4 separate regions of the Homo sapiens genome follow, and regions 1, 3 and 4 are each linked to region 2. The links are chromatin contacts, found by Hi-C or POLR2A ChIA-PET in ENCODE. All regions are on one chromosome and are shown on one strand. The core of a region is the stretch at or near the end of the contact, and the rest is flanking DNA. Distances in the headings are between cores, read along the strand shown. Region 1 overlaps LOC124903876 (a long non-coding RNA gene). Region 2 holds the start of CLIC4 (chloride intracellular channel 4). Region 3 has its middle 24 kb from the start of ELOA. Region 4 holds the start of RPL11 (ribosomal protein L11).

The links. A loop is a pair of places that touch in the nucleus more often than their neighbours do. ChIA-PET counts read pairs that join two places held with the same protein, here RNA polymerase II (POLR2A). Pooled maps may share reads with other maps.
Region 1: a loop to region 2 is called in a pooled map, with 3 times the contacts of the local background. The contact joins the enhancer-like site here to the promoter of CLIC4 in region 2. A Hi-C loop is called at or near these places in 2 of 50 pooled maps. POLR2A ChIA-PET finds 5 or more read pairs at or near these places in 3 of 52 experiments (H1, OCI-LY7 and WTC11).
Region 3: a loop to region 2 is called in a pooled map, with 6 times the contacts of the local background. The contact joins the enhancer-like site here to the promoter of CLIC4 in region 2. A Hi-C loop is called at or near these places in 5 of 37 single-sample maps with no recorded cell type and 4 of 50 pooled maps. POLR2A ChIA-PET finds 5 or more read pairs at or near these places in 2 of 52 experiments (activated CD4-positive, alpha-beta T cell and activated T-cell).
Region 4: a loop to region 2 is called in a pooled map, with 4 times the contacts of the local background. The contact joins the promoter of RPL11 here to the promoter of CLIC4 in region 2. A Hi-C loop is called at or near these places in 1 of 168 maps with a recorded cell type or tissue (posterior vena cava) and 1 of 50 pooled maps. POLR2A ChIA-PET finds 5 or more read pairs at or near these places in 1 of 52 experiments (activated B cell).

The regions. Positions count from the first base shown.
Region 1 is chr1:23,572,478-23,579,152 of GRCh38, forward strand. It overlaps LOC124903876 (a long non-coding RNA gene), which reads left to right. Exons shown (of 3, transcript XR_007065537.1): 3 at 270-1,223. It overlaps LOC107984928 (a long non-coding RNA gene), which reads right to left and starts at 5,230. Exons shown (of 2, transcript XR_007065540.1): 1 at 4,950-5,230; 2 at 3,959-4,856. RefSeq lists an enhancer at 2,280-2,369. Within about 2 kb of position 1,877, at least 5 of the 41 ENCODE cell types and tissues checked have a DNase peak (open chromatin) inside an H3K27ac peak, as active enhancers do; they include OCI-LY7, where a contact is called at or near this core.
Region 2 is chr1:24,742,408-24,749,366 of GRCh38, forward strand. It overlaps CLIC4 (chloride intracellular channel 4), which reads left to right and starts at 3,040. Exons shown (of 6, transcript NM_013943.3): 1 at 3,040-3,218. The coding sequence starts at 3,147. RefSeq lists enhancers at 531-1,136, 2,349-2,954, 2,955-3,560 and silencers at 2,642-3,351, 3,452-3,611.
Region 3 is chr1:23,716,309-23,723,044 of GRCh38, forward strand. No RefSeq gene overlaps it. Among named protein-coding and RNA genes, the nearest start is that of ELOA, 24 kb to the right of the region's middle. Within about 2 kb of position 4,428, at least 5 of the 41 ENCODE cell types and tissues checked have a DNase peak (open chromatin) inside an H3K27ac peak, as active enhancers do.
Region 4 is chr1:23,688,072-23,695,284 of GRCh38, forward strand. RPL11 (ribosomal protein L11) reads left to right here and starts at 3,735. Exons shown (of 6, transcript NM_000975.5): 1 at 3,735-3,758; 2 at 4,538-4,688; 3 at 5,736-5,842; 4 at 6,589-6,720. The coding sequence starts at 3,753. RefSeq lists an enhancer at 3,697-4,016.

The sequences.
Region 1 (6,675 bases), core at 627-3,126, 1.2 Mb before region 2:
TGGGATTACAGGCGCCCACCACCATACCCAGCTAATTTTTTTGTATTTTTAGTAGAGACGGGGTTTCACCATGTTAGCTAGGATGGTCTCGATTTCCTGACCTCGTGATCTGCCTGCCTGGTCCTCCCAAAGTGCTGTGATTATAGGATTATAGACCACTGCGCCCGGCCCAATTTTTTTGTACTTATTTGTAGAGACAGGGTCTCTCTATGCTGCCCAGGCTTCCAAACAACTTTTGTGACAGATACTATTATCATCCCATTTCACAGTTGCGGAAGCATCAGAAAGGTGAAGCCACCCGCCTAAGACCGAAGAGCTAGAAGCAAAAGAGCCAAATTTCAAAACTGCAAAGTGTTCCTGACCTCTGGGCTGTCCTGCTTCCTGGAAATTGCTTGGGCAGTGCGCTCCATCTTCCTGGGGCATTTAACCCACAAGTTTGCTAGCAGCCATGTTTTCAAGCTGCAACAACTACTTCTTGGATGGTGAGAATTGGGAGAGATGGCAGAAGGCCTGGGGAAGAGTGGGGATGCTGGGAAAGCCTCCTGGTGAGAAAGCTCAGGCCACAGCTGGGCCAGGGACATCCACAGCAGTCTCCAGGCTCTGACACCCCCTCCCCAACCCTGACTCCCTCCCAGGGGAGAGAATAACTTGGCTCCAAAGCTGAGGCCAGAATATAAGCCAGAGACCTGCTGACCTGACCCCCCCACCCTGGAATCTACTGAATCTGGGGCCAGGAGCAAGGAAGGGCTGACCCCAAACTGAACAAATCAAAAAGCCAAGTTCCCCTCTGAGCCCTGCAATTTTTTTTTCTTTTGGACCAAATAAGGAAGGAGCACCTGTTACTTTATAATCATACTGTAGGACAGCCTCGAGTTGAAAGCCATGGGATCTGGAGTCTTGAAAACGCGGTTCAAGCTCCTATCTTTTCTATTTCCAAACTCAGTGTCCTAGAGCAACTCACTCACTTTCCCCAAGCTTCAGTTTTTCTATCTATGAAATAGACAATGATACTCCTGTTAAGAGGGCGCTTGTAAGGATTTGGGGGACCAGAGGTTAAATTCGCTTCATTTTAGTTCACCTACGTTACTTATGTTTTGTTACATGTCTTAAGTTATGGTTTTAATAATCCCCCCACTCAAAAATAAACAAGATTAAAAGAATAATGAAAATAGTTAATAATAAGTGTCAACATTTATGGGCACTGATTTTGTGCTGTTTCAAGTGCTTTATACACATTAACTCATTTATCTTCATAAAAAGCCTATGAAGCCATTATACAGATGAGGAAACAGGCTCAGAGAGGCTAAGCATGTTGTTCAAGGTCACACAGCATGGAAGAGGCAAGCCGACTGACTCCAGAGCCTTAGCTTTGTGCCAGTCAGAATGGAAAAGAACTCCAAAAGACACCAACCTGGTTTATTCAAGTGCTGGCATGTAAGGATAAGGAAAAGCAGCCATCAGTTTGAATGACAGGCGATGGGTCCGGAGTAATTAGCCAAATGTATGAAGATTTCACCATTTCTAAACCATCCTGTTATATGACCACACATACCATCTTCATGGAAGTGCAGTAGCATCACCATGACAACTACTTTTGTGTTTTTACCTCTAATGTAATCGATTGTATTTTAAAATATTTTTAAATGAATAAAAGCTTTTGAATTTAATGTTTTAAGTAGGTAATACTTTCACCTGGTTAAAAACTCAAAAAGCTCGAGAGGCATAAAGTGAAAGGCCTCCTTCTCACCCCGGCCCCTGCCATCCTCTTCTCACAGTCAGCCAATGTTGCTAGTTTTGTGGGGAGGGGAAGAACTGATACTTTTTGAAAGTAGAAAGAGTGTGCTTGATTTGTTCTGAGGTCACAAGCCATAAAGCCCACCTTACTCTGGTTGATTTCTTCAGGTCGGCCTCAGCCTGATTTCCTGTACCCTTTGAGGCACTGCTGCTTCCTGCAGGTGATGGTTAGTCCCTTAGGGAGATGGTCAGTCCCTTCTCCCTCTGAACTTTCCCCTGAGGCACCCCCTTCAGTACCCGCTATGCTCCTGACCACATTCTCTCTGGCCTCTAGGCCTGACTGGTTCTCCATCCCCCAGAACCTGCAGAGCCTGTAAATGCCAGAGAAATCTCATCATCTCACACAGCTGATGTGGTAGAGGTGGACCCAGAGGTCACACCTGGGTGGCTTCAGGCTATATCTAGCCTATGAGATTTTTTGTTCTTTTTTGGTCTGCACAGTGATGTCAGAATTGGAAATCTTCACCTGAAAGTCCAATTTTCTGATTTCACTTGAAATATTGGCAGACTCAGCCACACTGAACCCATACTGATGCATGATGATGACAGCTGGAGCTGAGCAGCAGTTGCTCCCTTGAGAAGGAGCACAAGCTCTCTGGGTTGTATGGTCCCCGCCACTCTGGGTTGGTTAACATGGTAGGCAGGATCATAGTCACCTCCAAAGATGTCTGTGTCCTAATCCCTATAATTTGTGAATGTACTGTTACACGGCAAGTGGGAATTAAGTTTGCAGATGGAATGAAGGTTGCTATGCAGGATTATCTAGGTGGGTCCAATGGAATCAGAAGGGTCCTTAAAAGTGGGAGAGGGCAGCAGAAAAGAGTCAGAGAAAGAGAGGCAACCACGAAAACAGGGTCAGAGAGATGCCATGTTGCTGGCTTTGAAAATGAAGGAAGGGGTCACAACCCAAGGAATGTTGGCAGCCTCCAGAAGCTGGAAAAGGCAAGGAAATCAATTATCTTCCAGATTCTCCGAAAGGGAAGTCCCTGCAAACACCCTGATTTTAGCCCAGTGAGATCAGGTTGGTTTGAGAGCATAAACTTAAGTTGTTTTAAGTGACTAAGTTTGTAGTCATTTTGTTATAGCAGCAATAGAGAAGTAATACAGTTAATATGGGCCCTTGTAGGTCTCCAGGGATGGGGGAGTGGGGCACAGCTGTGAGAGCTGTTGTAAGTGTGCAAGACTCATAGCTTAAAGAGCTCGGTAAATGGCCATGAATGTTCTAATGAATAGGCGTAGCAGGCGGGTTCTGGGCAGAGTAGAGATATGGGTGACCCTTGCTTTGGTTTTTTCTCCCTCCACTCTTGTGACACCCTCTGCCCAGTTTCCTTCACAGCCCTGGGGCTTGCTGAGAGAGCCGGGCTGATATGTCAGGCCTTCAGCATTGAGTAGGGCAATCACTTAGCAAGTTGGCAGGTCTCAGCAGCTGGTGGAGGAATCTGGGCTCTGACTGAGGACAGGATTAGAGGTCAAAGTGGGAAAGTAGGGAATAGGCCCCAGACTGAGTAAAAAGACCAGGAGAGCTGAAGGTGGGGGAGGGTCAGGAGCAGGTTCTGAAAGGGGGTGCAAAGCTAGGCAGGGCCCAGACTTGAGGCCTGTTCTAGGTGGTGCTGGCTGGTAGGGGAATGACTGATGGTCTAGGATTGCTGAGGACAACTGTGCACCTGCCAGCACTGTCCTAAGCCTGCCTCTGAACACTAAGCTGTCAGCCTCTGTTTACCTTCCACTCTCAGTATAACCTGCATTCGGCCTATTTGTTGGGAGGCAACTGAAAAACTAATTTATCCTGAATTATTCTTAGTGACTGATAGTGGCTTACTGTGTCAGATACTTGCCAAGGAGATTCATGTTGAAGTGCATATCATTTTAACCTAAAAAGATGAAGTGCATTTAAGGTAGCAGTGTCTGAGAAGGAAAACCTCATGGCTACTGGTGGTGGGGGGTGGCAGGGAACATAGGATGTCACACGGTGGACAGCCTTACCTGCTCACAGGGCTGTACACCCCCAGGAGGTCTCTCATATTCCAGCCCCCATGTCCTTAAGTCTCTTTAGATTTTTTTCACCTGGGCTTTCATTACAATTCTTTTACTTTCCGTGTTTCCTGGGTAAGCTTGTTTATATATTTTTAGCAAACATTCATGTAACACTATGTGCCAGGCACCATTCTAAGTGCTTTACAAATGTTTATTTAGGTAACAGAGGTACTGTTGCCTCCATTTTACAGATAAGGAAACTGAGACACAGAGAGGCTAATTTGCCCAAGACCACGTGGCTAGCGAGTGGCTACACTTTCTGAGCCTCGGCTTTCTTGGCTGTTAAATTGATATGTATATACAAGCGCCCTCTGCATAGCAGGGCTTCTCAGACCCAACACTATTGACATTTTGGGCTGGATAATTCTTTGTTGTGAGGCTGTCCTGTGCATTGCAGGATGTTTAGCGGTATCCCTGGCCTCTACCACATAGGGTATTCACTGCCAAGAGATGCCAGTAGCAACTCCCACTCAAGCTGTGACAAACCTAAAATGTCCCCTGATCTTGCCAAATGTCCTCTGGGGGCAAAATCAACCCTAGTTTAGAACCACTGCCTAATAGGATCCTGGGGAGGATTAAATGAGCTATTTCATATAAAATACCTTCCGGCAATCCCTTCCCCATTCCTTCCATAACTCTATGGTGAGTTCTAACTCCTCAGAACCCTCTTGTTCTTTCTGTTCCTCTACTGTTTGGAAAATGTGCCCACCTATGGAGACTGGGTGCTTGAGAGCTTCTTGCAAATCCAAAGCTGTTCCAGGAGCTAGACCTGATTCCAGTCCTGTCATTTCCACAGACATGCTGTGGGACCTTGGCTGAAGTCCTTCCCCTCCTTGAGCCTCGGTTTCCCCATGTGTACGAGGGGGCTGACCCAGAAGCTTTCCGAAAGGTCTTCTCACTGCAGGAATCAGTGACTGGGTGATTCATACCAAGTGCAAATTCCCCTCACAAAGTCCAAATTCTTCCAGCGACTTAGTCATTCCAGGGTTTGAACTTTCTCGCAAAAACCATTTGAAAAATTCTTCCAGCTTAAAAAAAAAAAAAAAAAGCTATTAAAAGAAAGTAAAAGTTTCAAAACCAAATCCTAGGCAAACAACCCTGAAAACAATACACACACATACATATACATACAGCACCCAAGGTAGCTCTGAGAACAGGATATGAAACCTTGCAGGCCGGCACTAAGAAATGATTCACAGGCCTTTGAGATGCTTCTATTTCAAGACACAGTCCACCCACTGGATCTGGTGGCTCCAAAAACAAACTTTCAGCTGCTGTTTCTTATCGCAGTGTGGTTCGCCTGGCCAGTATCCTTGGGTCTCAAGAGCTCCAGACAGAAGACAAGGTTGAGTCCTGTGAATTCCCTTTCTGTTCTATTTCAAGCCTCAAGCTGCTGGCTTGTTTAAAGAAAGTCTTTTGCATCCACCTTTTGGTTGGCTGACCCGAGTTTAAAGCAACATAGCCTAATGGGTTCGTAGCACAGCCTGCGAATTCATAATTTTAGTTTAGCAAGGCCTCTGTGTGGCTCCAGCAAGTCCTACTGGATCCTGGGCTGGTCATTCTAGAAGCTGTCTCCAGCTAAACAATCCTGCCTGGCTTTCCTTATACATATCAATATTATACTTGCCCTAGGCCAGGATTAAGAATTTTAGCACAAATTCAAAATTTCATGCTTTTATGTAAAATAGAAATATAAAAGTAATTCATTCGATGAAATGCTTACTGAGTGCTCACTATATGCCAAGCACCAGCAATGTACTGGCGATAAAATACAGCCCCTGCCTTCAGGAGCCACATTGAACAGGAAAAGCAGACAATCTAAATATACATAGTAGAAACACATGGAACTATTCCCTATGGGAAATGCCCTGCATAAAAAGTGATACCAAAGTTGGAGCAAAATTGAAAGAAATGCAAATGCTTGTGATACGGTTAAGTACATTTTCATCTGTACTTACCCTTGATTTTGTTTTAGATTTAGAAAATCTTGAACTTTCACTGTTGCTTCATTTGCCCTCCAAAAATCCAGAATCTTACAGAAAGGGTCAGTGTCTGGATCAAACATGTTTCTTATCTAATTTCCTTGCCCCAGTTTTTGTTTATGCCATCATTGCTGCATGGAGTCCTCCCTCCTCTCCTTGTGTATCCTCCAAGTTCTGATGCAAAGCCCACTTCCTCCAGGAAGCATTCGCAGACCCATCTGGCCACATCCTCGCTGTTCTCTAAACACACATATCTCATGCTCTTGACTTGGCCTTTAGCCTGTCCTGCCTTATGATCTCTCTTGTACTTCTGTCCTGAAGTTTTATCTAACTTATGAATTGGGGGAAAGAGGACAGGCACTGACATTTATTAAGTGTTTTATTGGTGACGGGCATTTTGCTAGCTCTTTACTGTATATAATGTGCCTGGTATGTAGAAGATGTTCAATAAATATTTGTTCAACGAATGCTTCAGTGATTTGGCTTAAACCTAACAATAACCCTATGAGACCAATTCTATTAGTATTCCCATTTTACAGATAAGAGAACTGAGGCACAGACAGGTAAAGTCTGCATTTGAGGGCTTTCTGTCTTAAAAGTTGAAGTTCAGACTTTCTCTTCTTCTCTGTTGCTTTTTTCTGCAAATAGATTTCCCTGAAGTGTCTTGATTAATTAATAGGACATATACTGTGCTCCCTGCTTTATCCCATCTCAGGCAATATTACCTGTTCTCTCCGTTGTGAGCCCATATTTGTATTTCTACAGTTAGTTTAGAAACCACTCTGCATCAGGCGTGGTGACTCACGCCTATAGTCCCAACACTTTGGGGAGGCTGAGGCGGGTAGATTGCTTGAACTCAGGAGTT
Region 2 (6,959 bases), core at 1,790-4,289:
CATCTTAAAGATTTCTGTGTGCTATAAAAACAAGCCTGAGTAAAGAATGTAAAGCAGGCATGCAATTCAAAATTCGAAGAGGAGACTTGACTGCTATGTGGTTAGGGGGCCTCCCCTGCATAAACATCCTCTTTCCCTTTCACCCACTCCCAGGACTGACTGCCCATCCATGGGAGCCATATGAGGGCGGAACTTGGGAAACTGTAGGTGTGACTGAGACTACGTCTAAGCACAGGCTCTGGGTCTGAGCCTCTTCCTGGGGGGCTTCCTGTTGGGTAGGAGGAGCCCAGGAGATCATCACCACCTCAGGGCTCTGTGGAGAATGCCCCTGGCTTCCTCCTAGCTAAGATCTCTGTTTAGTCAATGAAGCCTAAAGGGCCCTGGTCTGTTCCTCCTTCCATACCCTGGTGCTGTGAGGCCAGTTGGAGCCTGTGAAGGGCAAGTCACCACCGGGAATATTTGCTGCCTCTAACTCAAATTCTTTTTTTTTGAGATGGATTTCGCTCTGTCGCCCAGGCTGGAGTACAGTGGCGTGATCTCGGCTCACAGCCACCTTTGCCTCCCCGGTTCAAGCGATTCTCCTGCCTCAGCCTCCCGAGTAGCTAGGATTACAGGCATGTGCCACCACACCCGGCTAATTTTTGTATTTTTAGTAAAGATGGGGTTTCGCCATGCTGGCCAGGCTGGTCTCGAACTCCTGACCTCAGGTGATCCACTCGCCTCGGTCTCCCAACGTGTTGGGATTACAGGCATGAGCCACTGTGCCCGGCCTCAATTTGATCAATTCTCAGGTACATTGAGTTTCTGCTGAATTGTTTTTTGGCTTAGATCTGCTTTGAACTGATTCACCATTTGGTTCCTTTTTGGTAGGGCAGAGAGGGTGGATTCTGGAAGGAAACTTTGCTTCAGTTCATGATTCTATGAAAAATTAACACGGTTCAGTCCAGAGTCTAGTCAGTCACTTCAGGATTTTCATGGTTCAAGCCCCCATCTAAGGGGAGCCTCCTGGAATTTATTTATTTATTTTCAACGAACTAGCCGGGCATAGAGAGAGTAGAATATGATGCCACATTCTAGCCTGCAGGGGTGGTAGGGACAGAATAAGTCTCAATGCAGTTAACAGCCATACTGACGGAGCAGCACATATGGTAAGGCAAGAATCAGTAATTAGCCCCACCCACTTCTAGATAATGAAACTGAGGCTTAGGGGTTTTAAGGACACTGCCTTGTCAGATTTGAACTTAAACAGTCAGACTACAGAGCACGTGTTCCTGACCACTGGGATACACTGGCTCTTTCACAGAGCCTCTGTGAGAAAATTTGAGCAACTTACTTTGGGCTGGCAGAGGAAGAAATTGCAAGTTTCACTGTATTTTCATGCCTACGTACAATTTGTTCAAACATTCTGGTATGTGCTAGGCACCGAGGATATGGAGACAAACCTCCCATGTCTGGGCCTCCTGGAACTCACTATTTATCCCAACCTGGGAAGTTGGGAGGAGTAGCTGTGAGTCAAGTATTATGGAAAGTCAGAAAAGGGCACAAGTAATTGTTTCCAGAGGAGGTGAAACTTGCCCCAGGCACTCAACAGCAGCAAACTAGGACCAGGTGCCTACAATCTCAAGGCAAGCACAGCTCTTGCCCTCGGGGGCTTAAATCCCAGGGCAGTTTAACTGGTTTGCGGACCACCTACTTCAGAATTGTCCTGGTGCTTGCTAAGATGTGGATTTCTCTTTTTCCCAGAGGATCTGGGAAACACAAAAAGCGGGGCTGCGTGTAGCACCTAGGTGATTCTGATGCACACTCAAATTTGACAGGTGAGCCGGGGGGAAGAAATGGGTGTGGGCAGTGGGGAACAAGATGGACAACGACTTGGAAGTCCTTAGTGGCCTGCAGGCACTGAGATTGCAGTTCAAGATCTTGAGCTTTGGGAGTTGTTACTCTCCAAGGGCTAGCTCAGAGCCTGAAACACAGTAAGGTTTCATAAATATTTGTGAATATGCGCCCGGCGCGGTGGCTCACGCCTGTAATCCCAGCACTTTGGGAGGCCGAGGCGGGCGGATCACGAGGTCAGGAGATCGAGACCATCCTGACTAACACGGTGAAACCCCGTCTCTACTAAAAATACAAAAATTAGCCGGGCGCGGTGGCGGGTGCCTGTAGTCCCAGCTACTTGGGAGGCTGAGGCAGGAGAATGGCGTGAACCCGGGGCAGAGTTTGCAGTGAGCCGAGATCGCGCCACTGCACTCCAGCCTAGGCGATAGAGCCAGACTCCGTCTCAAAAAAAAAAAAAAAAAAAATATATATATATATATATATATTTGTGAATATGCTGGCTGCCAAGATCGAAACGATCAGGAGCGTCAAAGGGAAAAACGAAGTCAGAGGCAGAAGAAAAAGGTGTTCCCCAGGCGATGAAAACTTTCCAGTAAGTTGTCTTGGAAAAGGCAACTCCGCGTAATAGAGGGACTTGGGGAGGTAGCCGCTGCGGGAAAGGGCGATGAGTCCTGGGGTGCTGCAGCGGGGGAGTGGGTAGGAGGCGCCTCCTAGCTTCCCCAGGGCGGCCGAGGCATGAGGTCACCTGGCACAGCAACAGCAGCAGCTGCGGAGGACGCGCAGGCGCTGCGGCGGGAGGCAGTGTCAGGCTCGGGCCCCTGGGGAATTCCTCCCCTCCTTTCCCCCCCGCACCAGTCCCCTAGAGAGGCGTACCCGGGTCCCGCCCGCCAGAGCCTGAGCTTTGTACCGCCCACCAAGGCCACGCCCCCTACCAGCTGTGGGGCGCCGCAGAGGTCCTTTCTTCGGCTCCGGAGCGGTCCCTCCGCCTTCCCCGCTCGAGGCCACGCCCCCGTGCTCCTGCCGCCTTATTTTCCCCGGAGAGTCCCGAGGCGCCGCGCCTTGGCCCTGCCTACAGCCCGAGGCCCCGCCCCCGGCGCCCCTCCCAGCCGTTTGAAGCGGCTCGGGCTGCGGCTGGCTCAGAGTGGCGCGGGGGGCGTGGGGCGGTGCTGAGGAGCTGAAGCCGTGGCCAGCTCGACGCCGGACAGTCCAGCGAGCAGCACGGCGGGAACCGGCAGCCGGAGCAGTCCCGGAGCAGAAGCAGCAGCAGCAGCAGCAGCCCTCGCCGTTCGCGGAGCGCAGCCGAGCCGGCCATGGCGTTGTCGATGCCGCTGAATGGGCTGAAGGAGGAGGACAAAGAGCCCCTCATCGAGCTCTTCGTCAAGGTGAGCGCTCGCCTCGCGGTCCCGCCCGGCAGATCCCCCGGCTCCCTCCCGGCTGCGGGGAGCGGCGTCCCGGGGCTCTCCTGAGGCGCCCCCGCTCGGCGCCAGCACCCGTCCCGCTGCGGGCACCCGCGCCCCCGGCCCATTGTCTGGGGGCCGCCCGCGCCTTCCCGCCTCCGAGGGCCCGTCGAGGGGTCCGGGTTGGGGACCCGGGCGGCGGCCACCGTCTCCAGCGCGTAGGCATCGGCGGACGCCAGACCAGCGTCCCGCGCCCGGGTGGGTCGGGAAGAGCCCACGGGCGGGACTTGCCTGCCCCGGGGCCCCAGCGCCGGGCGCGCGCGGGTCCTGTCACCACCCCCCGCCCGGGCGCCGGGGCCCGGCCCCACCCGCTCCCCAGCGCTCCGGTCCGCCGCCCGGAGCCCGAACTGCGGCCCGCCGCCCGATGAGCTTTCAAACGAACTTCTTTGAACGCGTTTTTGAAAAAGCATTTGCTCCCCACTGGTCTGAAACGGAAACTTTAATTTTCGATGCAATCTTAAACAAATTTACCAAAGAGCAGGTGCTCTTGGACCTTCGGAAAAGACCGAGATTCCCAACTTGTGTTTTTCTGTCTTGGGCATTTACTGGCTTTCTCGTTTCTCAAGCGCGGAGTGTTCTGTATGATGCAACATTTTGGCTTCTCCCCCCGGCGTTGCTGCTTCGGGAAGGATTGTGTGTGCCCTTTTGTTTTGAAAGAAATTGAGGGAGAGAATTCTTAACTTGCTTGGGCTTTAAAGGGTTGGTTTTCCCTTGTGTCTTCAGCTTTCATGTGTGGAATTTATTTGCTTACACATACTACCCCTCTTCCTTTGCTTTTCTCTTTAATACTTTTTATTTTAGCAAAGGAGAGAGTCGAAGTTATAAACATCTGGATCCAGCTCCTTCCCTCAAAACTTAAAAAAAACACTTTGAGCTTCTTCCAGCCACTTAAAAAGCCAGGCTCATTCAGAGCTAGGCAACATACCGGAAAGTAAATGGTCATCTAGAACTATTGGGTTCTTTTTTTTCCCCGAGTTTTTACTTTAAAGAAAGGACATTTCAGGATGTGTTTAAGAGATAGAGAAGGGCTGGGCGCGGTGGCTCATGCCTGTAATCGCAGCACTTTCGGAGGCCGAGGTGGGAGGATTACTTGAGTCCAGCCTGAACAAGATGGCGAAACCCTGTCTCTACAAAAAAATTCAAAAATTAGCTGGGAGCGATGTTACGCGCCTGTACTACTCTGGAGGCTGCGGTGGGAGAACTGCTTGAGCCCGGGAGGTCGAGGCTGCAGTGAGCCACGTCGCACCACTGCATTCCAGCCTGGGCGACAGAGCAAGACCCTGTCTCAAACAAAAGAGATGGAGAGAAGAAATAATCTGCATTTACCTCTGCAGTCTTCAGTAATGACTGGAACAGTGTTTGCCTTAGGATTTTCTTTCAATTGTCAATTTTCGATTTTTTTTTTTTTTTTTTTTTTGGTCCAGGGAACTGAAACAGCAGACAGGTATAGAACCCCCAAAATATCAAAGCGTTTCGGTTACTTTGAGTGGCAGATATAGTACTTTGAGATGCGTAGAATGTAGGAAGGAACCTGAAATACAAGAAAGGAAGGAGGCCGGGCGCGGTGGCTCACGCCTGTAATCCCAGCACTTTGGGAGGCTGAGGTGGGCAGATCACGAGGTCAGGAGATCGAGACCATCCTGGCCAACATGGTGAAACCCCATCTCTACTAAAAATACAAAAATTAGCTGGGCGTGGTGGCGCGTGCCTGTAGTCCCAGCTACTCGGGAGGCTGAGGCAGGAGAATTGCTTGAACCCGGGAGGCAGAGGTTGTGGTGTGCGGAGATTGCGCCACTGTACTCCAGCCTGGGCAACAGAGTAAGACTCCATCTCAAAAAAAAAAAAAAAAAAGAAAGAAAGGAAGGGTGGTGGGTGGAAAACAGCATGGAGAAGGGAAACAAGTGGGCCAGAGATGAGTTAAAAAAAATTTTTACTGAGTGAGGAATAGGAAGGAATTTCCATAAACTCAAAAAAAGTGCATCCATGAATAATCTGTAAAACATGATACTTAACGGTGAAACTTTAGAACAGTATTAAACTTAGAATAAGCTACTATCGGGCCGGGTGAGGTGACTCACACCTGTAGCATTTTGGGATGCCGAGATGGGGAGATCACTTGAGGCCAGGAGTTCGAGACCAGCCTGGCCAACATGGTGAAACCCTGTCTCTACTAAAAATAGAAAAATTAGCCAGGCATGGTGGTGGGCCCAGCTATTCGGGAGGCTGAGGCATGAGAATCGCTTGAACCGGGGAGGCAAAGGTTGGAGTGAGCCAAGATCAAGTCACTGCACTCCAGCCTGGGCGACAGAGTGAGACTTCGTCTCAAAAAAAAAAAAAAAAAGATAAAGCTATTATCAGTTATGGCTCTATTCAGTATTCTATTATTCTATTGGAGGAGCTAATCAAAGAAGACAAGAAAAATTAAGTATCTGAATTAGGAAGAGATCAGTGATTAATGCCCTGCTTACTATTAATTTCATCTTTCAGTTAGAATAGCAGAGGGGCGTGTGCAGTTTTCCAAACTTGAGTCACTTGCATCCCCTTTCTGTTTTTCATATTTGTGTTGAGAACCACTGAAAATCATCCTTCCTACCACTAGTTGTAAGCCTTTCTCATTGGGCTTGGTGGCAGAGAATCAGGGTTCAAGTCACAGTTCTTTACTCCTTGGTTGGGTGACCCTAGGCAGTTTGTTTTCACTCTTTAAGCCTTGTTTGTCTCATTTGTGAAATAAGAAATGTTTTCTGCTACCCAGTGATTCAACATAGGCAAACTTTGCACTGATACAGATCAGGTTTTTTGTTTTTTTTTTTTTTTTTTTTTTTAATGAGATGGTGTCTCGCTCTGTCACCCTGGCTGCTGGAGTGCAGTGGCGCGATCTCGGCTCACTGCACCCTCTGCCTCCCAGGTTGAAGTGATTCTTCTGCCTTTGCCTTCCGAGGAGCGCATGCACCACTACGCCTGGCTGATTTTTGTATTTTAGAAGAGACTGGGTTTTACCATGTTGGCCAGGCTGGTCTCAAACTCCTGACCTTAAGTGATCTGCCTGCCTTGGCCTCCCAAAGTGCTGGGATTACAGGCTTGAGCCTCTGTGCTTGGCCCCTAGACCAGTTTGTTTGAAAGGGGAAAAAAGGACAGGTAAAATGTGGTAAAGGGCATTCTTGATCTCTTCTCAAAACCTACGTGTGGGAAATGCAAATGGGGGAAATACCCTTGTAAATATAGTTATTTTGAAAGCAGTGGACCAGGTGTGGTGGCACACTCCTGTAATCCCAGCCTTTTGGGAGGCGGAGGGGGGTGGATCACTTGATGTTGAGACCAGCCTGGGCAACATGGCGAAACCGCATTTCTACTAAAAATACAAAAATTAGCCACGCATAGTGGTGCATGGCTGTAATCCCAGCTACTCGGGAGACTGAGGCAGGAGAATTGCTTGAACCTGGGAGGCGGTGGTTGCAGTGAGCCGAGATAGTGCCACTGCACCCCAGCCTGGGTGACAGAGCAAGACTCCATCTCAAAAAATAAAAATTAAAAAAAAAAAAAAGAAAGTAGAGAGGGTGCAGAGGCTGTGGTTGTCCAGAGTGGTATGTTGAACAGTGTTAACCTGCCAAGAGGTATCTGAGTTTGTAAAAGAAAACTATTTACAGTTGAAGCACATAGCATGTATGG
Region 3 (6,736 bases), core at 3,178-5,677, 1.0 Mb before region 2:
GGAGAAAGACAGGAGGAGGAGGAGATAAGGGAGAACTAACATGGCCAGTATGTATCTCCTTTGTTCTAGGTGTTTGACATATTTGAGATCATCTTTACAGTTGTCCTATGAATTATATATAACATTCCTATTTTACAAGGAAAAGAGGGCCTCAGAGTCACCACCAGGAAGTGGTGGAACTTGAATGCTAACCCTGATCCTTCTGATTCACAGTGACCCCTCACACTGTGCTCTGTTGCCCCAAGAGGAGATACGAAGCATAGATCCGTGGGCTCAATTTTGTTTGGTTTGGTTTTTGAGACGGGGTCTTGCTATATTGCCCAGGCTGTTCTCACACTCCTGGGCTCAAGCAATCCTCCCACTCATTCTCCCAAGTAGCTGGGATTGCAGGCATGTGCCACAGTGCCTGGCTCAGTTTTATATGATTCTACCAAATAGCTTCAGATAAGAACATAGGGAGTATGAAACCCCATGTAAAGGCATGAATGTCAGAAAACTTAAGGAAACAAAAACATGGCTTGCATCTGTAGTCTCAGCTACGTGGGAGGCTGAGCCCATGAGTTGAAGACCATAGCATGCTGTGATTGAACCTGTGAATAGCCACTGCGTTCCAGCCAGGCAGCATGGCGAGAGCTCATCTCTGGGCACGGTGGCTCGCGCCTGTAATACCAGCACTTTGGGAGGCCGAGGCAGGCAGATCACGAGGGAGTTCGAGACCAGCCTGACCAACATGGTGAAACCTTATCTCTACTGAAAATACAAAAATTAGCCGGGTATGGTGGTGTGCACCTGTAATCCCAGCTACTCAGTCAGGAGGCTGAGGCAGGTGAATCTCTTGAATCCGGGAGGCAGAGGTTGCAGTGAGCCGAGATCACGCCATGGCACTCCAGCCTGGGCGACAGAGTGAGACTCCATCTCGGAAAAAAAAAAAAAAAAGAAAGAAAGAAAAAGAAAGGGAGAAAACCAGGCAGATCTATGGCCAGTCATAGAAAGAAAAAGAAAGGGAGAAAACCAGGCAGATCTATGGCCAGTCAGTCTCTTTGGGACCTCTGGGAGTGAAAATCCCCGTCAGGAATTGTTGTCACTTTTCTTCTGTGACATCTGCTTCAGGCTTCCAGCCTTCACCCAAGTCAGCTAAATTGCCATTGTTTCATTAATTTAACAAATGTTGATTGAAGGGCCAAGCCCATGCTGGACCCATCGATGTATCGCCTTTATTTTAGGCGCTTTGCTCTAGTTCACTTACTTATGGGTTCACCAACTATTTAGTGCCCCCACCAGGGATATAGAGATGGTTTAGTCACAATCTGTGCCTGCAGGGAGCTCACAGTCTAGTGAGGGTACCACACAATGAAACACAGAGGAAGACAGACGTGGCTTCTACCCTCATGGTGCTAGACTACAGTGGAGGAAGTGGGGAGGGAGCATAAACCAATAAAAAGTGGACAAAAAGTAATACATATTAAGTATAGAGTTACCATTTGATCCAGCAATTCCACTTCTGGGCATATTCCCAAAAGAATGGAAAGCCCAGGAACCAATATGTGTACACTGATGTTCATAGCACCCCTATTCGTAATAGCCAAAAGTGGAAACAACCCAAATATCCATCAGCAAATGAATAGATGAACAAAACGTGGTCTGTCCATACAATGAAATATTACTCAGCCTTAAAAAAAAAGGAATGAAATCCTGATACGTGCTACCATTTGGGTGAACCTCGAAAACACTATACTAAGTGAAATAGGCCAATCAGAACAGGACAAATATTCTATGATTCCACTTGTGTGAGGTACCTAGAGTAGTCACAGTCACAGAGATAAAAATAGAACTATGGTTGCCAGGGGCTGGGGGAGGGAAAAATAGGGAGTTATTGTTTATTGGGTGCATAGTTTGAGCATGGGATGGAAAAAGTCCTGGAGATGGATAAGATGGATACTGGTGATGGTTGCAGTGTGGATCTACAGAATGCCACTGACTGAATGGCATAGCTAAATGTTAGATATATGTATTTATTTTACCACAACACAAAAATAATACATTTGAGACTTTGTCTTGAAGAACATGAAATTTAAAATTATGAAAATAAATTCATTTTATATTTAACCAACAAAAGGTAATACAAATAGTAGTCATATAATAGCCATCATGGTCAGTGCTACAGAGAGTCCTATCTGGTGTTGGGAGAGAAGATGGCAGGTAAACCTGCTCAGGTTAGTGGGGTTCTGAAACCGAGAAGGGCTTCACCAGGAGAATGGCATTTCAACTAAGCCCTGAAAGAGAAAGCTTGGTGAGAAGGGGTGGGTGTTTGTGGAAGACAAGACATTCCAGGCAGCAGGAACAGCAAGGCGAAGGCCAGAAGCAGGAGCGCCCCTTTGGTGGAGTTGAGGAATTACAAGGTTTGTATGTGGAACACAGAGTGGGGTGGAGGTTGGGCTTGCAAAGGATTTTAGGCCCCTCCTAGGAGCAGATGGAATCCATCAAAGAGTTTGGGCAAGGGATTTTTATTTTTAATTGGTAAGCCCCTTGATTTGGTTAAGTAGAAAGGAATGGAAAATAAAGTTTATTGAGGGGTTTCTATGTGTCAGCTGCTTTACCTACCATTCCCTTCTTGGGTAGAAGCCCTGTGAGGTCAGAATTACTAGGAGATGAGTTCCTTGAGGACAAGGATGAGGCATTCTCAAATCTCTGATACTAAGTAGGACACTTGGCTCAGATGATGTGCTCAATAATGATCCACATGGTTGATTTTACAGATGAGGCTCAGGGAGGTGAAGCCATTTACCCCAAGTGAGCAGGTGAGGAGGCCGTGCAGCCTAGGAGCTGTGCCAACCCTAAGCCCATACCCCTTTCTAGACCATGCTACACATGTCACAACCCCAGATTTCCCTGCTGTTTTCCAGAGCCTCTTCCCTGGGTCCCTCCTCCCCAGAACACTGGTGTGTGTACCCCTAGGCCCAAGGGGTGGCCAAGGGGCATCTGTCTGTGAGTGTGACTTTGCACTTAGGAGCTGGTGTGACCCCTGGGCTGAACGTGAGGCCCTGTGGTGCAGGACAGAGACTAAGGCAGTGTATTCATTTCCTATTTCTGCTGTAAAAAAATTACCGCAAACTTACTATCTGACATTTATGGAGGCCAGAGGTCCAAAATGGGTCTCACTGGGCTATAATCAAGGTATAGCCATGGCTGTGTCCTTCCTGAGGCTCCAGGGAGAATCTGTTTGCTTGCCTTTTCCAGCTTCTAGAGGCCACCTGTGTTCCTTGGCTGGTGGCCACCTTCAAAGCCAGCAATCCCATCACTCCAGCCTTTGCCTCTGTCATCACATCTTCTCTGACTCTGACTCATGCTTCTCGCTTTCACTTAGAAGCACCCTTGTGATTATTTTGGGCTACCTCAATAATCCAGGATAATCTCCCTATCTTGAGGTCAGCTGATTAGCAATTTTTATTGTATTAAAATAAATAAATTTGTAATATAAATTGAAATGAGGTCTTGCAATGTTGCCCAGGCTGGTCTCAAACCTCTGAGTTCAAGTGATCCTCCTGCCTCGGCCTCCCAAAGTGCTGGGATTACAGGTGTGAGCCACCATGCTTGGCCTGATTAGCAATTTTAATTCCCCCTTGCCATGTAAGATAACATATTCACAGGTTCCTGGGATCAGGGTGTGGACACCTGGGGTGGGGAGGGGACATTATTCTGCCTAATGCAGGTGGGAAGAACAGCATGTAGGTTAGGGGCTAGTTCTCCTTGTGCCACCACATCCCCAAGAACTCTTAGGAATCTGAGAATGTTAAATTTAAACCTAGCCCCAGGTCATTATGAAGGTATATTCATCGAAGTAAGAGAACAGAATAGGATAGGATAGAGTAAAAACTGTATTTAATGGTTTGTTAGTTTTTAACTTTTAAATATTTAGATAAATGGTATGTGGGCCTCTGTATACACTTTTGCCATCAGCCATGCAAATATTAGAGGTCCGTCTAACCCAAAGTCACATAGCCGGTGAGGAGTCAAATTAGAACACAGATGTGTTACTTTCACCACACAAGGCCCCTCTTCAAGGAGAAGTAAGGCACTGTCTTTCTCAGCTTCGAGGCTCTGTATCTCTGCCTGTTTCCTGGTGGTTACAGGCTATGTGCTCTGGAAACTCCTGCTGAGAACCTGGCCTCCTAGCCCTTCTGAAGCTGCAGTTCTTCTCTCACACCGTGTATTGCCCTATGCGGATACCTCTCATACAGACCCTCCACTGGGCCGTTCAAGTCCACGTACTTATGGGTTCACCAGCTAGTTAGTGCCCCCAGCAGGGATACAGAGATGGTTTAGTCACAGTCCCTGCTTGCAAGGAGCTCACAGTCTAGTGAGGACATCACACAAAGAAATGGACAGTGACGACCACACGAGAGACTCCTCCAGTGATGGGTGCACGATAATCTGGGGCAGATCTGGGGTGGGGTTAGGTACAGGCTGCTCAGAGGAAGTGATTCTCAAACTGAGTCTTAATGAGGCCAGGAGGCTGAGGGCTGGAATTTTGGGTTGGCATATTTATAGACCCTGAGGCTGCAATGGGGCAAGTTTGGGAAATCCCAACTCTGTCATGATGACTAGAACAAAGAGTAAGAGGTGAGAGGGGCCAGAAGTAAGGCTTAAAACACTAAGAGCCACAAAAAAAAAAAAAAAAAAAAAAAAAAAGCAAACAAACAAAAAAAACACTAAGAGCCTCAGCCCAGGAATGGTGGCTCATGCCTGTAATCCCAGCACTTTGGGAGGCCAAGGCAGGTGGATCACCTGAGGTCAGGAGTTCGAGACCAGCCTGGCCAACATGGTGAAACCCCATCTCTCCTAAAAATAGAAAAAAAATTAGCCAGGCATGGTGGCACACATCTGTAATTCCAGCTACTCGGGAGGCTGAGACAGGAGAATCGCTTGAACCTGGGAGGTGGAAGTTGCAGTGAGCCGAGATTGTGCCACTGCACTCCAGCCTGGGCAAGAGACTCTATCTCAAAAAAAAAAAAAAAAAAAAAAAAACCCAAAAAACACTAAGAGCCTCATTGACCCTAACAGGCTGTAGGCTTTATGAGGGGCCTAAATGTTACTGTTCATACTGTGCCTATGTACCAGGCACATCAGTGCAAGCAAGGCACGTGGCACATAGTAGATGCTTAGTAAATTTTTGCTGAAAGAATGAATGACAGGGCCAGGCACGGTGGCTTACACCTGTAATCTCAGCACTTTGGGAGGCCGAGGTGGGCAGATCACTTGAGTTCAGGAGTTCGAGACCAGCCTGGCCAACATGGTGAAACGATGTCTCTACTAAAAATACAAAAATTAGCTGGGCGTGGTGGTGTGTGCCTATAATCCCAGCTACTCGGGAGGCTAAGGCAGGAGAATCGCTTGAACCCAGGAGGCAGAGGTTACTGTGAGCTGAGATTGCACCACTGCTATCCAGCCTGGGTGACAAAGCGAGACTCCATCTCAAAAAAAAAAAAAAAAAAAAAAAGAATGATGAATGACAGGCTAGGCACTGTGGCTCATGCCTGTAATCCCAGCACTTTGAGAGGCTGAGGCAGGCAGATTGCTTGAGCCCAGGAGTTCGAGACCAGCCTGAGCAACATAGTGAAACCCCATCTCTACAAAAAATAAAAAAATAAGGTGGGCATGGTGGCATGCACCTGTAGTCCCAGCTACTTGGGAGGTAGGTGGGAGGTTGAGGCTGCAGTGAGCTGTGATCACACCACTGCACTGCAGCCTAAGTGGCAGCAAGACCTTGTCTCAAAAAAGAAAAAGAATGACATGGGCTGGGCGTGGTGGCTCACTCCTGTAATCCCAGCACTTTGGGAGGCTGAGGCAGGTGGATCACGAGGTCAGGGGTTCGAGGCCAGCCTGGCCAAGATGGTGAAACCCCATCTCTACTAAAAATACAAAAATTAGCCGGGCGCAGTGGCGGGCGCCTGTAATCCCAGCTACTCAAGAGGCTGAGGCACAAGAATCGCTTGAACCTGGGATGCGGAGGTTGCAGTGAGCTGAGATCGTGCCACTGCACTCTAGCCTGGGTGACAGAGCAAGACTCTGTCTTAAAAAAAAAAAAATGCTGGGCGCAGTGGCTCATGCCTGTAATACACTTTAGGAGGCTAAGGTGGGCAGATCACCTGAGGTAAGGAGTTCGAGACCAGCCTGACCAATATGGAGAAATCCTGTCTCTACTGAAAATACAAAATTAGCCGAGCATGGTGGCACGTGCCTGTAATCCCAGCTACTCGGCAGGCTGAGGCAGGAGAATCGCTTGGACCCGGGAGGTGGAGGTTGCGGTGGGCTGAGATCGTGCCATTGCACTCCATCCTGGGCAACAAGAGCAAAACTCCATCTCAAAAAAAAAAAAAAAAAGAACTAAAAACATTTGGTCTGAGTCTCTTAAGATATGGGGACTTCGTGTTGGGATCAGTTTTAAAGCTCCCCAAGTGACTGTAATGTGTAGCCAGGGTTGAGAGTACCAGGGCTGCAGGCCACAGGGGAGCACTGAAGGGTTTTACTCGAAATCAGATTTGCATATCAGAGTCAATTTGAATTGACAGCTCTGCAGGAGATGGGTGGAACAGGGTGCAGAGGGCAGTTGTGGAGAGGCAGTTGCAGCTTAATCCACGTTAGAGAGAATGAGATGGAAGAAGCAAATAGGTTTTGAGGGAGTTGGAAGATAACATCAGTAGGATCTGGTGAATGGAGGTGGATGGGTAGGTATGTC
Region 4 (7,213 bases), core at 2,485-4,984, 1.1 Mb before region 2:
CTTGTCCCTAGGGGACCCACTTCCTGCTCCCTCAACTGCTTCTGATGTTTCTTCTCACCTTAAAAAAAATACAGTGTAGTCCCCTCTCTCCTCTCCCTTCTCCCCTCTCCCCTCTCCCTCTCGGTCTCCCTCTCCCTCTCTTTCCACGGTCTCCCTCTGATGCCGAGCCGAGGCTGGACTGTACTGCTGCCATCTCGGCTCACTGCAGCCTCCCTGCCTGATTCTCCTGCCTCGGCCTGCCGAGTGCCTGCGGTTGCGGGCGCGCGCCGCCACGCCTGACTGGTTTTCATGCTTTTTTGGTGGAGACGGGGTTTCGCTGTGTTGGCCGGGCTGGTCTCCAGCTCCTGGCCGCGAGTGATCCGCCGGCCTCGGCCTCCCGGGGTGCCGGGATTGCAGACGGAGTCTGGTTCACTCGGTGCTCGGTGGTGCCCAGGCTGGAGTGCAGTGGCGTGATCTCGGCTCGCTACAGCCTCCATCTCCCAGCCGCCTGCCTTGGCCTCCCAGAGTGCCGAGATTGCAGCCTCTGCCCGGCCGCCACCCCGTCTGGGAGGTGGGGAGTGTCTCTGCCTGGCCGCCCATCGTCTGGGACGTGGGGAGCCCCTCTGCCTGGCTGCCCAGTCTGGAGAGTGAGGAGCGTCTCTGCCCGGCCGCCATCCCATCTGGGAAGTGAGGAGCGCCTCTTCCCGGCCGCCATCCCACCTGGGAGGTGAGGAGCGTCTCTGCCCGGCCGCCCATCGTCTGAGATGTGGGGAGCGCCTCTGCCCCGCCGCCCCGTCTGGGATGTGAGGAGCGCCTCTGCCCGGCCGCGACCCCGTCTGGGAGGTGAGGAGCGTCTCTGCCCAGCCGCCCCGTCTGAGAAGTGAGGAGACCCTCCGCCCAGCATCCGCCCCGTCTGCGAAGTGAGGAGCCCCTCCGCCCGGCAGCCGCCCCGTCTGAGAAGTGAGGAGCCCCTCTGCCCGGCAGCCACCCCGTCTGGGAAGTGAGGAGCGTCTCCGCCCGGCAGCCGCCCCGTCCGGGAGGGAGGTGGGGGGGTCAGCCCCCCGCCCAGCCAGCCGCCCCGTCCGGGAGGGAGGTGGGGGGGTCAGCCCCCCGTCCGGGAGGTGAGGGGCGCCTCTGCCCGGCCGCCCCTACTGGGAAGTGAGGAGCCCCTCTGCCCGGCCACCACCCCGTCTGGGAGGTGTACCCAACAGCTCATTGAGAACGGGCCGGGATGACAATGGCGGTTTTGTGGAATAGAAAGGGGGGAAAGGTGGGGAGAAGATTGAGAAATCGGATGGTTGCCGTGTCTGCGTAGAAAGACGTAGACATGGGAGACTTTTCATTTTGTTCTGTACTAAGATAAATTCTTCTGCCTTGGGATCCTGTTGATCGGTGACCTTACCCCCAACCCTGTGCTCTCTGAAACATGTGCTGTGTCCACTCAGGGTTAAATGGATTAAGGGCGGTGCAAGACGTGCTTTGCTAAACAGATGCTTGAAGGCAGCATGCTCGTTAAGAATCATCACCACTCCCTAATCTCAAGTACCCAGGGACACAAACACTGCGGAAGGCCGCAGGGTCCTCTGCCTAGGAAAACCAGAGACCTTTGTTCACTTGTTTATCTGCCGACCTTCCCTCCACTATTGTCCTATGACCCTGCCAAATCCCCCTCTGCGAGAAACATCCAAGAATGATCAATAAAAATTAAAAAAAAAAATACATTGTACAGTAATCTTTTAATCAAAACACTGCATCATAGGTGGAGACTGAAAGCCTGCCACTTGTGGTCGCTGTTTTTTGTTTGTTCGTTTGTTTGTTTTGAGACAGGGTCTTGCTCTATCACCCAGGCTGGAGTGCAGTGGTGTGATCTTGGCTCACTGCAAGCTTCTTCTCCTCGGTTCAAGCGATTCTCCTGCCTCAGCCTTCCGAGTAGCTCGGATTACAGGCATGCACCACCAGGCCCGGTTAATTTTTGTATTTTTAGTAGAGACGGGGTTTCACCCCGTTGGCCAGGCTGGTCTCGAACTCCTGACCTTAAGTGATCCACCCGCCTTAGCCTCCCAAAGCGCTGGGATTACAAGTGTGAGCCACAGCACCTGGCCTGGTTGGCGGGGCCGGGGTCGGGTGTGGTGGTGGGGGGAGGGGGGGTGGGTCGCTGTTGTTTCACAGCTGATCCAGGTTTTCTGGTGATGCTCCTCTGCTGCTTAGTTGCCCTGAACACATTACTTTTTCACTGTATTAATGACATAGCATATATTTTGCTGTTAAGAACTTATTTTTTATTTTTGAGACGGAGTCTCGCTCTGTCACCCAGGCTGGAGTGCAGTGGCGCGACCTCGGCTCACTGAAAGCTCCGCCTCCCAGGTTCACGCCATTCTCCTGCCTCAGCCTCCAGAGTAGCTGGGACTACAGGCGCCCGCCACCACGCCCGGCTAATTTTTTTTTTTTTTTTTTTTTGTATTTTTAGTAGAGACGGAGTTTCACCGTGTTAGCCAGGATGGTCTCGATTTCCTGACCTCGCGATCCGCCCGTCTCGGTCTCCCAAAGTGCTGGGATTACAGGCGTGAGCCACCGCGCCCGGCCGCTGTTAAGTACTTATATGTGAATAAGCGTAAGAAAGTATTGCTTATCAATAGCATATACATTTACAGTCTGGAAAAATGGTTAGGCCAACCAACCAGAGATTGTCCACAAGGGTGGCTGAGATAGTGACACCTTTGCTTTCTGATGGTTCAATGTACACAAACTTTGTTTCATGCACAAACTTACTTAAAATATTGTATAAAATTACCTTCAGACTATGTGTATAAGGTGTATATGGAACATAAATTAATTTCATATTCAGACTTGGGTTCCATCCCCAAGATATCTCATTATGTTTATGCGAATATTCCATAATCCGGAAAAATCCCAAATCTAAAAACCGTCTGGTCCCAGGCTTTTCAGGTTAGGAATACGCACCCTGTAGTAACTTGCCCAAGGTCACATAGCTACTAGCTGGTCGAGACAGGACCACATCTGCCTGTCTTCAAGCTCGGGACTCTTAAACCACCACTCCTTTCCGTTTGTATAAATTCTATTTGTGCCCGGAGTGGTGGCTCACGCCTGTAATCCCAGCACTTTGGGAGGCCAAGGCGGGTGGATCATTTGAGGTCAGGAGTTCCATACCAGCCCGACCAACATGGTGAAACCCCATCTCTACTAAAAATACAAACAAATTAGACCGGTATGGTGGTGCGTGCCTGTAATCCCAGCTACTTGGGAGGCTGAGGCAGGAGAATCGCTTGAACCCGGGAGGCGGAGGTTGCAGTGAGCCGATATCGCGCCACTGCACTTCAACCTGGGTGACACAGCGAGGCTCCGTCTCAAAAAATAAATAAATAAATAAATTATATTTGTTTACGTTGTTACAGAATAAATTTGCGTCATAATTTGCATGATTGATTTAATGTAGTTTTGGCGTTCTCATCACACAAGGACCACCAGCTCGTGACACTGGGAGGAGAGAACGTCCTCAAGGTCCGGAAACTCAAGGACGTGCTGATTCGGGAGCTTTCAAAAACTATTTTTGGAAAACCCAGATCCCGGTCTTCAGCCAGCGTCGCCTGCAGTGGCTAGCACTACCCACAAGGGAGAAGCCGACGCTGCAGGGCTTTGCCAAATGCGCCTCTCTTCCTCGTCTTCATCTCTGTGGTTAGCCTGGGAAAAGAGCCCGCCTCCTGGCCCATAAGGCCCTCGGCCGGAAGCTCCGCTTTCTCTTCCTGCTCTCCATCATGGCGGTGAGTAGCTGGGACCTGGATTTGCTTTCCTTTATCCGTCGCCATCCATGGCAGGCCGAGCCTGCGGGGGCTACTTCGCCCGCAGCCCGAGGAATATGGAGCCCGCAATGCCTGCTGGCCCAAAACTAGCAGAGCCGTTCGAGCCAAGGACGCAGGGTTGAATTCTGTCACTTTCCCTGCCATCGTTTTAGGAGCGGCTCCGGGCACTTGCCCGGAGTGCTCAGAAGCACGGTCAGGAGGCTGCAGCGGGGGCAGATGGGGTGAATGGAGGGTTCTGAGGCAGGGGGGTCCGGGCCTTTTCCTGGTCCCGGGGACTTGAGACTTGCTCGGTGCTAGGAAACCTTAGTCGGTTGCTCCGCTTAGGGAAGGTGCCAGCCTTTAGACAGCTTCCGAATAGGATGCTGGACGTCGCATAACCACGTGTTTCCTGTTAACTGAGCAATTAAGTTCTGTTTCTTCGCTCACTCCCCTTAGTTGGCCTTACAATGGGGGCGCTCTTTGTTACCCTGAGCCTCTTAGGGTTCGATCTCAGTGTCCGTATCTTTTAACACTCAATAACTGTCCTGAGTTTTCTCTTCACCCGTTCCGTTCGTGGAGGAAGGATAGGTTCCGAGCTGTCTTCTTCCCTTGATGTCCCCTAAACATTATACCTTTTAAACATTCAGGGTCTTCGTTACGATTTGGGATGAGCAGAAATAAAAATGCTGTGCAGATAGAAAGTAGTAAAACTCAGGGCCCTCAGCTGTGAGTGTATTGACTGCTGCTCTTCCCTGTTGCAGCAGGATCAAGGTGAAAAGGAGAACCCCATGCGGGAACTTCGCATCCGCAAACTCTGTCTCAACATCTGTGTTGGGGAGAGTGGAGACAGACTGACGCGAGCAGCCAAGGTGTTGGAGCAGCTCACAGGGCAGACCCCTGTGTTTTCCAAAGGTGAGTAGTCACAAGGACATACAGGGTTTGCCTGCTTGGGTCGCTTGGTTGTTTCTTGATTTACCTGCTGTCGAGTCTGTTTAGAAAGTGACAGTCGGCATCACTTAAAGCATTAAATTCATGAGCCGGCCAAGAGGTGTCTTTTTTTTTTTTTTTTATTCAAGATGGCGTGTGGGATTGGAACACTAGATTTTATTTGAGCAGATCTTAAGCTAAGACTAGCCCAAGTAAAGATTTTCCTAAGTAACTAGGATATGAGATAGAGTGGAAATGTCAGGAACGAAGTAAAGATCATTAGATCTGATTAGCAGTTAGGGTTATATAGGCTGCATTAAGAACAGGGCTGTACGGGAGCATGAGGCTTCAGTGGCCTATATTAGTGCCACTGCACTCCAGCCTGGTTGACCCTATCTCAAAAGTTGTATACAGATTGCCTGGGTTTGAGTGATGGCTTCACCATTTGCTGGTCTGACTCTGGGCTCTCTGGACCTCTGCTTTTTTCTTTGCATAAAGAGGGTAATACTTTATAATTGTGGAAGATAAAATGAGTTGTACATGTGTAGTTGCTTTAGGACAGTGAAATATGGCAAGTCTTTGGATTCCACTCCTGCTTTTTGTTACCAGCTGTGATGTTTGGCAAGTTAATAAACCTCTCAAAACCTCACCTGTAAAATATGGATAACAGTACAATAAGGTTTCAGCAAATAGTAGATGTTGTCAATAATGCTTTGTTTTCTTTGGAACATGATAATCTTACTAGTGGCTTCTTCGGCCTATTCTGGTTGTGACCTTGCCCTTCCTGGAACTTCGGCGTTATGACTGTTCTTAACTGCTGAAGGATGGCTGGATGTCTGGAAATGGGAAAATCTGTGCTGTGGATGAAATCTTATTAATAGATGTGGGAGACACTAATTAGAACACCACAACTTAAAAGAGTGTGGATGAATGCTTAATGTCTCTTTAAGTCATGGAGATGGTGTTCTGGGAAAGAGGTGAGTGTAGTGGGGGTATGATGGCATCTGACTCCTTGTTACCCACTTCCTGCAGCTAGATACACTGTCAGATCCTTTGGCATCCGGAGAAATGAAAAGATTGCTGTCCACTGCACAGTTCGAGGGGCCAAGGCAGAAGAAATCTTGGAGAAGGGTCTAAAGGTGAGCCTAATCCCCTAATGGAGTGATATTGATCAGCACTCCTTTAGTAACACATGTAGATAAGTTACATTTAATGTTCTGTTCTTTGGTGTCTTGATATTTATTTACTTAAGCTTCTAAAAGGCTTTTTCTACAATCAGCAGGGTTAAACTGTTCTTGGTGGTTTAAAAGATGCTTGAGGCTGGGCACGGTGGCTCAACGCCTGTAATCCCAACACTTTGGGAGGCCAAGGCGGTTGGATCATTTGTGGCCAGGAGTTCGAGACCATCCTGGCCAACATGGTGAAACACCATCTCTACTAAAAAAAGATAAAAATTAGCCGGGCTTGGTGGCGGGCTCCTGTAGTCCCAGCTACTCGGGAAGCTGAGGCACGACAATTGCTAGAACCTGGGAGGTAGAGGTTGCAGTGAGCTGATATTGTGCCACTGCACTCCAGCTTAGGCCACAGAGTGAGACTCTTGTCTCAAAAAAAAAAAAGAAAAAGGATGCTTGGGAGTCATTTCATGCCTCTGCTTTCTCTGGGTTTTTCTCTGCTCTTTGGAAGCTGGGAGAGGTCATACTGGGTAGTTGGGGTGTGAATCTATAGTCGAGGTATAGTGAGGAAGTCAGGTTGTGTTCTCAGCCAAGTTTCATTGACTTCTGTTTGCTCTGGGGTGCATGTTGCAGGCTGAGCTATTAATAGTTACTTGGGGGTGGGAGGGAGTTGAAGATGACAAGGAATGTTATTGCTGCATTTTTCTCCACAGGTGCGGGAGTATGAGTTAAGAAAAAACAACTTCTCAGATACTGGAAACTTTGGTTTTGGGATCCAGGAACACATCGATCTGGGTATCAAATATGACCCAAGCATTGGTATCTACGGCCTGGACTTCTATGTGGTATGAATATTTAATCTTTTCCCGCTCCTGGTCTGTGAGGAGAGGGGAATCTTTATTTCATATGTGGTATGTTGGTGTTCACATGTTGAGTTGCAGCTTTGAATATTGTCTGCCTTTGTGTTCTCCTCCCCCTTGGGGAAATGTGCCTCATTTGTGGCAAATGTAGGGGTGCAGCTCTGAACAAGGTGGACAAGATCCCTGCTGTTGGGGAACTTGCAGTCGAGGATCTGTAAAGCACCCACATGGCTTAAAGGTGGATGAAGGAAACTGTTCCCTCCAGCCAGTGATTTGAAACTTTGGAGAGAGGCAGTATTGGTGCCACATTTGGCCTATGGGTTGGTTGGCTGCACTGAGGCTGTTCTCCCCCTGGTTCTTCCTATAGAAACAGCTTTGGGTGATGCAGTGGTTTGCTCAGGAAGGGGGTTTTAACATAGAAATGACCTTTTGTGTTACTGCCGTGTTTTGGTCCAACAATAAAACTGAATAGCCTAAA